2 separate regions of the Homo sapiens genome follow, and region 1 is linked to region 2. Evidence: chromatin contacts called from ENCODE Hi-C or POLR2A ChIA-PET data. All regions are on one chromosome and are shown on one strand. The core of a region is the stretch at or near the end of the contact, and the rest is flanking DNA. Distances in the headings are between cores, read along the strand shown. Region 1 has its middle 110 kb from the start of LINC01848. Region 2 overlaps MAN2A1 (mannosidase alpha class 2A member 1).

Evidence for each region. A loop is a pair of places that touch in the nucleus more often than their neighbours do. ChIA-PET counts read pairs that join two places held with the same protein, here RNA polymerase II (POLR2A). Pooled maps may share reads with other maps.
Region 1: a map of aorta shows a loop between it and region 2 (2.2-fold over the local background). The contact joins two enhancer-like sites. A Hi-C loop is called at or near these places in 2 of 168 maps with a recorded cell type or tissue (aorta and tibial artery) and 4 of 50 pooled maps. POLR2A ChIA-PET finds 5 or more read pairs at or near these places in 2 of 52 experiments (Caco-2 and OCI-LY7).

What each region holds. Positions count from the first base shown.
Region 1 is chr5:109,985,602-109,990,773 of GRCh38, forward strand. No RefSeq gene overlaps it. Among named protein-coding and RNA genes, the nearest start is that of LINC01848, 110 kb to the left of the region's middle. RefSeq lists an enhancer at 4,847-5,141. Within about 2 kb of position 2,556, at least 2 of the 41 ENCODE cell types and tissues checked have a DNase peak (open chromatin) inside an H3K27ac peak, as active enhancers do.
Region 2 is chr5:109,707,693-109,712,583 of GRCh38, forward strand. All of the region lies in intron 1 of MAN2A1 (mannosidase alpha class 2A member 1), which reads left to right. Among named protein-coding and RNA genes, the nearest start is that of MAN2A1-DT, 19 kb to the left of the region's middle. Within about 2 kb of position 1,744, at least 3 of the 41 ENCODE cell types and tissues checked have a DNase peak (open chromatin) inside an H3K27ac peak, as active enhancers do.

The sequences.
Region 1 (5,172 bases), core at 1,306-3,805, 280 kb after region 2:
CTCACTTATCACCAAGGTGATGGTGGTAAACCATTCATGCAAGAGCCACCTCCATGATCCGATCATTTTTCACCAGGCCCCACCTCTAACAGGAATCACATTTCAACATGAGATTGGAGAAGACAAAACATCCAAACGGTAGCAACCACCTCTTTGGAATTTGTTTCTTTCTACTTTTAAACTCCTAAATCCTCCCTGACTGAATGAAACTGACAAAGTGTCCAGGCAAGCCCAAGATGAAAGAAGCTGATTGTACTCATTACAGTGCTCGAGACTTGGGCTTGGAGGCGCAGGCTCTTATATTATCTGGAAGCCCGTCCAGTAAGGTTAATGCCAAACCTGGAGGACACAAAGGAAAGGTCATAACTGGAGTTATGGAGCCATTATTTAGAGCTGAGAACACTTTATCACAGCAAAAGCCACTGGAATTAAGCAGGGAATGTGCAGTTGGAGAAGATAGTCCTGAGTGATAGCTTGCCATTTGCTCATGTTTGAGGATTGCCTCTGTGGGCTGACAAGGGGGCATCATGCATGGGTAAGCCTGTCTAGTTTTAAGGCTATGGCTGCATCAGCCACGTCACTGTTTTGAGAATCTCTTTTAGGCAGGGTTGAGGTGGCTCATCTTTATGTTTTCCCAGTGGAATTATTTGATGTGGTCAAGTGAATTCTTAAAATAGGACTCTTATTACTAAATAAGTTCTTTAGTCTCCACCCTTTCAATTGCTTCAAGAATTGGTGCTATAAGGATTCAAAAATTTCTATCACTTCCTAATCAGGTTTCCTACTTCTGGTCAAATGGGCCGAACATGGGTCTATGTTATCTTTAAAAGACAGTCAGGAGAGACTGAGGACCAGGTTAAGGCTAAGTTGCAGGCAGTTAGTGATAGATATTACTAGCTGAAAGGATTCCCTCTATCAGCAACTCAGTTGAGGATGCTTAGTGAATCAGGGAATGTTATCATCTATTAGTGATCTGGGCAGTGGCAAGAGAAGTAGACAGATTGGATCAGGTGATTAAAGAGTGAGGTTTTGCTCTGCAAAACTTCCTGATGTTCTGGGTTTCTGAAAGCTTCACTCAATTCCATAGATACATAAAATCTGACCTCTCATTCACAGGTAGGAACTATTAATAGCATTCACGGATTGTGAGTGTACAATGAGATTCAAGTGCTTCACACTTTGCCTATAGGCAATGTTGCAAACAAGCATGTTTTCTACGTGAGTGGTGTATGTGTGTGTGTCTACCATGATTTTCTCAACTTACTGCAGCCATTTTTCTGTATTATCATTGTGCTTTTTGATAGCAATGACCTTGACATTCTCTTTCAGTTGAAGATTTACAGTAGCTTTGACAACAGTGATACTACTGTTCCACTGGCTAGCCATTTAGGACTGCAATTTGATCAGAGGTAAAGAAAAGAACATTACCTCCAAGTCAAGCATACAGACAAACCTCCATTGTTGAGCATTCACTCTTTGCATCAATTTCTTTCCTTAGTAAATACTATTCACCCCCATTATATTACTCTGCTGTACAACCACATTAAATGGTATATCTTGAAAAATGCTTTCATTGCCCAGGGTTGTTCAGTGGTCCCATTGGATTATTTTATGTACTTGTATTAATTGTAGTCGTTGCTGTTAATGCTATATGCGCTCCCATTCCCTTTCTATTGCCTTGTATTAATTTGATTACCCAAGGTGGCTTTGGTTGGGAGTACTATATACAATAAGGTGTATTATTAGCAGTAGTTTTTAAAATCATTTACAAGCAAATTGCTATGTCAATGCCCCATAATAATGTTGACTACTTTTATTCTTCTCAAAGTCCTTTTTATTCCTTCAGGAATAAGTCACTCTCTTAAGAACCTGTGCTCTAAACTAAAATATGAACCAGTGTGCATCATAATGGAGCCCCCTCCAGGGTAATAACATTATTTCCATTCTAAGGGGACTGTACATTTAACAGTCATAAGAAAAGAATCCATGCCTTGCTTCACAGCTGTGCCACGGTCTTTTTATTTTAAGTCTTTCCTTCTGTTGAGGGGAACTGAGGTTTGTTTTTGAACTTGGGAGGACATTTTCAAGAATATTTTCTTTTCTCCCTAATCTCTACATGAGCTGCCTATGTTAGCTGTGCTACTCTGATTCTTAGTTTACTACTTTAATTTGTCCACTCTTGCTCTGTTAGTCTCTTAAAACATCTAAGTCCTTTAAATATCGCATTTCTGGTCGACACCTCCCACTCTCCTGCCCATATGATACTATCAGAAACTTTAAAGTGGAAATATTTTCCTTTCCAGGACAGTTCTTCAGTGTCAGCATAGAACGGGTTTTAGCCCTGATAATGTATAGTCGGGATGAATTAGAGAATCTTCCCTTTACTATTACTGTTTGGGCTGACTCTGTAAGAACCACTCAGAGAGGAGAAAAAGCAACTTCCTTCCCCAGATCATGAGCCTACATCAGGCAAAAGAGAGTTTTTTAGCTTTAGGGAGTAGAAACCAAGAGAATTTAAGTTTGCCTCAAGACGGGAACAGCTTGTGCCTAGTGGGAAATTGCATTGTTGACACTTTGATAATGATCAGATCCTGACTTAAGTTCTAATAATAGCTCCTATTCATCACGCTTTTACTATGAGCCAGGTCTATATAAAGGTACTTTAAATATGTAGCAGTTGCAAATTTGAGCCTATAATGCAGATTGTGTAAACATATCATCTTTTTTAAAAAATTGAGGTGTAATTTAATTCACACTTACAAGGGTAAAATTCAACAACCATTAGTAGATTCACAAGGTTGTACAATCATCAACATTATCTAATTCCAGAGAATTTTAATGACTCAAGGAAGAAACTCCATGACCATTAACAGCCTCTCCCTATTTCCTCCTCTTCCCAGACCCTAATGTCTAACAATTTACTTTCTGTCTTTGTAGAGCTGCTTATGTTAGGCTTTTATATAAATGGAATCATACAATATGTAAACTTTTGTGTCTGGCTTCTTTCACTTAGCATAATGTTTTCAAGCTTCATCCATGTTGAAACATGAATTAGTACTTCATTCCTTTTTATGGCCGAATGATATTCCATTGTATGGATATACCAGATTTTGTGTATTGATTCATCAGTTGATGGACATTTGGGTTGTTTCCAGTTTGGGCCTATTATGGATAATGCTGCCATGAATATTTGTGTACAAGTTTTTGAACATTCGTATACATATGTTTTCATTTCTCTTGCATGAAATATAATTGCTGGGCCATATGGCAACTATGTTTAACTTTTCAAGGAACTGCCAAACTGTTTTCCAAAGCAGCTGCACCATCTAATTCCCACAAGCAATATACAAGGATTCTAATTTCTACACATCTTCACCAACATGTTATTATCTATCTTTATTATTATAACTATCCTGGAGGGTGTGAGGTGTATCTAAATGTGGTCATGTCTTATCTCTTATTGTGTATAAGTCAACTTACTTTCTGTTGTAAGCTTCTATCCTGCCAGGCTTGGATAGAAATGCTTTTATTGCCCAGGATTGTTCAGTGGTCCCATTGGATTATTTTACATACTTGTGTTAATTGTAGTCATTGCTGTTAATGCTATAGGCTCTCCTGTTCCGTTTCTATTGGTTGGATAGAAGCAAGTTTGGATAGAAGCTTGGCAGGATAGAAGCTTACAATAGAAAGTAAGCTCAGCAAAATCGTAAGTTCAGCAAAATCAGTGAACTCAGTGGTTTTTCAGTGTTTGCTATGTGAGGTCATGTTGAGGTCCTAGAAAACGTACACAGTCCTGGATATCAATAGGTCAAAAACTAAGCTGTTTGGTCACTGAATTGTCTACACAGATAACTCCTAAGTCATTTTAGCCCACATGGCCATCATATGTTATATCTACCCCTCTTAAAGCACTCACACGTTTTGTGAGACGGCTTATTGTTCGTTGGCATAGGGGCGTCGTGTACCTATGTTTTATTTTTTCTTCTTTTTCTATTGAAAACACAGGTGAATAATTGCACTATATACATGAATCTCGGGCCTTGCATGTGCTGCTTCAAGTCAGGAAAAGTATAATTGTACTGTGTGTAAAAGCCAAAAAATCTGGATTTAAAAAATCTTTTAGGTACAAACTTAACCATGGTGGCTCAATTTGCAGAAGGATGAGTTGAATCCAATATTAGGAGGAGGCATTGAGTGTGGCAGGGGCACCATTGTCCTTCATTTGAGGACAATGTCTTGGTTACTGAAGTTTGTCATGCTAGACTTTTCTGAGATATTTACCTGCTTCTGCCATCCCAATAGTTGTGTCCAGGTTGGCCGTGTCCCACTGCACTTGGCTCAGAGACCACATACCCTCTTTACCCTCTTTTTAATGCTGATCTCACCCAGGGAAGTCAGGTAATATAGGCAAATAGGTGAATTTACTTTTTGCAGCTGCTGCCTTTTCTTCCAATGCGTTTCCTCCATATATTAGGTTTGCAGTTTTTGCCATTGAAAGTAATTGCAAAAACTGCAATTACCTTTGCACCAAACTAATAGTAGCACAGGCTCCACTCTGCCTGCACTTCTGTCATCAAAATGTGCTCCTCAAAATGCTACCATCAGTCATTCTTATTCTCTATCAATTCAACTACATTTACCAGGAATGTATTTGTATTTTAAGAAGCTTCATTTTGCATAGTGGTAAAAATACTTTTCTTTATTAACAAGAAATTAAATTTCAGTGGGGCAGACTAGCTTATGGGTTGATTTGCTTAGAGTCGGATTTGTGTTAGGGATAATAACGAATGCTAACATTTGAAGAACACTTAATTCCATGTTAGGCAAGAGCTAATGCTTTATATGTATTATTTCACTTGATAACTAACAACAGCCCTTAGATACAGGTATTATTATGATATTTTACAAGAGAGAACATGAGACTTAGCAATGTTAAGTGATTTTCCCCAGGTTGCTTGGTTAATAATTGATGGGGCTAGAATTTTGATCCAGGACTGTTTGACTCCAAAGTCCTGTCTTGTTAGCCATTGTCTCCTTTCATGCTTAACACTGAGATCTCAAAGACAGGTAGGTATGCTGTACCTGGAAATTAGCGAGTTTCCAGTAAAGACAGAGAGTTACTGTAGATTAGGTAGAAGAAGTATAAAGTATTTTAAGTATTATTTAAAAGAG
Region 2 (4,891 bases), core at 494-2,993:
TACAAAGGTTTTAGGGTAGGGTGGGGAGGAGCTGGCTTGGAACGGAGATAAGATGAAGGTGAAGCTAAGTTGAGAGAAAGAGATATTCAGTCCTTACTGACTGTGGTGTACAATGTTTTGATTTTGAGGGTGCCTAACTAGGTAGAGATTAAAGCCCTTTACTGGAGATCTGAGGACTGTAGGTGTCTTTTTGAGGAGGATGATTTTTGGACTTAAGTTTGAAAGCCAATTTGAGGCATCAGGCAGGTATTTGAATATATGGGTCTGTTTTTCAGGGGTGAGGTTTCAGCGGGAGATACAAATATGGGAGACATCATGGAATTTAAATCATGGAGTGGATGAGATCATGTAAGAGAGTATAGAGAGGTAAGAGGCTCAAGAAGCTAACCTTGAGGTGCTCTAACATTTAGAGCTTGGGAGAGAAGGAGCCAGCAAAGGAGACTGATAAACAGTTGGCAGGAGGAAAACCTAGGGCATGTTGTATTGGGAATGAGTAAAGAAAACATTTCCAGAGGGAAGGAGTGCTCCATTGTGCCTAATACTCCCTGAGATGACGGATAAGGTAAGGGCAGAGTGCTTTTCATCAGGCTTGAAACATGGGAGCCTCTGGGAACTTTACAAGGTCAGTTTTGGTGGAGTGGTGAGCAGATGCTGATTGTAATGGGCAGATGAATGAATGGGAGTTTGTAAGGAAGGGGGATAATGAGTAGAGAGAAACTTTTGATAATCCCGGTACATGAAGTGGGTGGGGCCCTGGAGGGGAATGGGAATGTAAGATGTTTTATTCAGGGTTCTCCAGAAAGACAGAACTGATAGGACACACACACACACACACACACACACACACACACACATGAGAAGGGAGTTATTAGGAGAATTGGCTTATTTGATTATGGAGACTGAGAAGTTCCACTATTGGCCATCTGCATCTGCATGCTGGAGAACCAGAGAAGCTGGTAGCAGGACTTAGTCTAAGTCTGAAGGCCTTAGAACCAGAGAAGCCAATAGTGGAGCTCAGTCCAAGGTGGAAGGTGCAAGAGCCCAGGGACCACTGGTGTGAGTCTGGAGTCTAAAGGCTGGAGAACCTGGAGTTCTGACATCCAATGGCAGGAGAGGAAAAGCGGCCAGGCTCTTAGAGAGGATGAGAATTTGCCCTTTCTCTGCCTTTTAATTCCATCTGGGCTCCCAGTTGATTGGATGGTGACTACCACATTTAGGGCACATCTTCTCCACTTAGTCCACTCACACACCGTCTCCTCTGGAAACACTCTCACAGATACACCTGGGGCAGCTCAATAATTCTAATCAATTGCTAAACCACCTGGGTTTCACTTTGAGTAGATAAAGGATGGGCCCAGTGCCTACTGAAGCCCTGAAGAATAATCAGTGTTTGACCAGCTATCTGGATATTCATTAATCTAGTCAAGTTGAACCCCAAATTAACCATCACATGGGGTTAAGCACAGGAGGGTGGAAGCACAGAGTTTGACTTTTTTAGATGTATATAGCATATAATAAATATTAAGTTCAACCTTACGAAATTGGTGATATTTGACTATGTTTTACCTATGAGAATGGCATTTTCGTATAGTTTGATCTAATAGAACATGTTACATTACTGAGAATGAGTTGCTTTTAGAAGTGGAACTTGATTGAGCAATATTGAGAGGGTTTAATCAAAAGGGCAAAGAACAAAGCCTTGGAGCAGTTGAGATAAATGGGATTGTTGCTCGGCAGAGGGTTGGCCTTTGAAGCAGGGAGAAGGAAAGGCACACAGTTTTCCAGGAAGGCAGGAGAAGATACACAGATTCAGCCATGCTGGAAGGATCACAGTGAGGCCAATACCAGCGGGTAGTGTCCTATTTGAGGCAAATAATTATGTAATAAATTTACGGATTTAGCTGTAGATACACATTGATTGATTTTGTTCATAGGACTGAGTGGTAACTGAGCCTGTTCTACCTTGTGGTAGACTCTAAATTTGTTCTCTCAAAGGTATTTGATATGTGATTTTTTGCTTGGTTTTTCTCTTTCACTAAAAGCGGAGTAAATCAAATATCATGACCTCCTTCCCCACTCCTGAGCGGTGCAATGCTGTGGCCTCCCTGTAGAACTGATTAGCAAATCAAAGAATAAAGTAGTTTTCTCATAAGTGATTTTCTTGCCCTACAGAAAATTGTCTTTTTCAATGTTACTATAAGTATTCTTTGACTTCTCAGCATAATTGAAGCATTATCTATGATTTCTGTTTCTTTAATGCAGACTACAAGTGCATCCTTTTAAGGTCATTCCACTCTTCTCTGTCACATGTACAGAATTTGCTTATGAGGGTGTTCATTTCAAGAATTTCACCTGTTTGGAGGGAGACTTTATTCCACCGCATAATATAATTTTAAAAATGATGTTCTTTAGACCATTGTGTGCATATATCCCTAGGCCATAATTTTCTCCATGTACTTAATTCAGTACAGAATTCCAGGTACTGATCATTAATGATATCTTTAAAGCTAAATGAGATTGAAAGTCATCTTTAATGGCTGTAGGATCCTTTTTTCATGAACTAACTCCTCTAGCTAATGTTTATTTTGAATAATACTCTTATCCATGGATTATGGGACCAAAGCCATAATAAAAATATTCCCAGGAAGGGTTGTCTTCTTATTCAGTGTGTACTTGTTGAGCTATAGGCAGTTTTGCTGTGTATATGGCTCTAAAATGATCTTTTCCTCAAAGTACAGAAAGATCTGGAGAAATGTGGGCACTCATGTATTAAGTTTGTAGTATTATAATATTGTAAGTATAAGATAAAATGTGGTATTTTTTTTTTTTTGAGACGGAGTCTCGCTTTATCGCCTATGTTGGAGTGCAGTGATGCGATCTTGGTTCACTGCAACCTCTGCTTCCCAGGTTCAAGCAATTCTTCTGCGTCAGCCTTCCGAGTATCTGGGACTACAGGTGCATGCCACCACACCCAGCTAATTTTTATTTTTTTATTATTTACCTATTTTTTTTTTTGAGACCAAGTTTCGCTCTTGTTGCCGAGCCTGGGGTGCAATGGTGCGATCTTGGCTCACCACAACCTCCGCCTCCCGGGTTCAAGTGGCTCTCCTGCCTCAGCCTTCCAAGTAGCTGGGATTATAGGCGCCTGCCACCATGTCCAGCTAATTTTGTATTTTTAGTAGAGACGGGGTTTCTCCATGTTGGCTAGGCTAGTCTCAAACTCCCGAACTCAGGTGATCCGCCCGCTTCGGACTCCCAAAGTGCTGGGATTACAGGCGTGAGCCACCGCGCTCAGCCGCTAATTTTTGTATTTTTAGTAGAGATGGGGTTTCACCATGTTGGCCAGGCTGGTCTGGAGCTCCTGACCAGGTGATCCACCCATCTCAGCCTACCAAAGTGCTGGGATTACAGGCATGAGCCACCGTGCCCGGACAAAATGTGGTATCTTTAAAAGCTCTGTGGTGATGGCATTTTAGATTAAGGTAATGTTTTATTTTATGAAGATGTGTAGCTGTACTGCTGGCGAGATGAATCAACATGTTCTAATACTGCTTGTAATAAGAGTAACTTGATTTACCATTACCTGCTGTGGTAAATTTGTATCTTCAGTATTGGAATTATTCAACAGAATCTATCAGAAGGGATTTCAAAAGCTGCAGTCTGTGGTGTTGTGATAAGTGAAGAAAAGCATTTCCCCTATTTCAGACAGCCTTTGATAGCATATGTATTTAGGAAAATATATACAGATTCATCAACTGTACCTGACTCAAATATTTTTAGCTTCTTTGGGTTGAACTTTGGGTTATGCCAAGGGATCCCCTTTCGTCTTTTCATGGAGAATCACTTGTAACCAATGTTGATGTGCACTTACAAAGAAGGGTGTAAAGGTTTATAGGACGATACTACTCGACAGCTCTGAGGATCTGGAATCTACATGGTTCAACTAGCTTCTCTATTTGAGCCCTGAACTAGTGTTGCACTCATCTCCCATTTCCTTTGCTTTGCCATTTCCAGTTGTAAAGTGATGTGTGCTCCCTCTCTTGCCTTTCACTGGTGCAGTGGGGCTTGTCTTTCAGGATGGGACCTGTGCTAAAACTTTTTCTTGTCTCTGTGTATGCTGATAAACAGGCTTTAGAGTTCTATCTTGTGGTGACTTATCACCCCACCCCATCTTAGAGATGACAATTGCCTTTAAAGGACTATAGTTTTAATGTGTAGAGGGGCTCTTTCTGTTATGTGCTTCTAAGTAGAGAGGCCTGTGAGAGCATCTTTCAGGTCTGAGAAGGTACATGGCTGTCTTGTGCTCCTTTCTTCTCTAGCATCAGGCTGTAGATATTCACCCCTAGTGTTGTATTGCCCCCAACCACTGCCACCCCCAGTGATTTGCTGCTAATTTTGGCTACTTTTTTTTTTTTTTTAATTCCAAAATCTGTTGCAGTCTCTTCGGACTTCTGCCAATTCTGGCATAGTTTGCTCAAATGATTGGCCTTTTCTTGGTAGATCTCAGTCTCTTAACTTCTCCCTTTCCCCTTGTTGAACTGACCAATAACCTGTGAGTATAAACCTTATATCTTGTGTGTTATATGGTCTTTCATATTTTTTCCTAAAGCATATCATGTCATACATACTATTTTTAAACTGCCTTTTCACCACTTCTGAAAATACCTTTCCTTACTTTATCTTCTGAAAATACCTTTCCTTACATTTCTATTTTAAAACAATTTATATTTCTAAATTTTCAGTGGCTGACATCCCTTCCATGATAATGAATCTATCGTTTGACCAGTCCCCTACTTTTGGGCGTTTGGATATTTTCTATCCTTTTCTCTTTTCTCTTCTTCCTTCTTTCCTTTCTGCTTTCCTGTTATTTCCTGGTAATGAGTATCCAGAG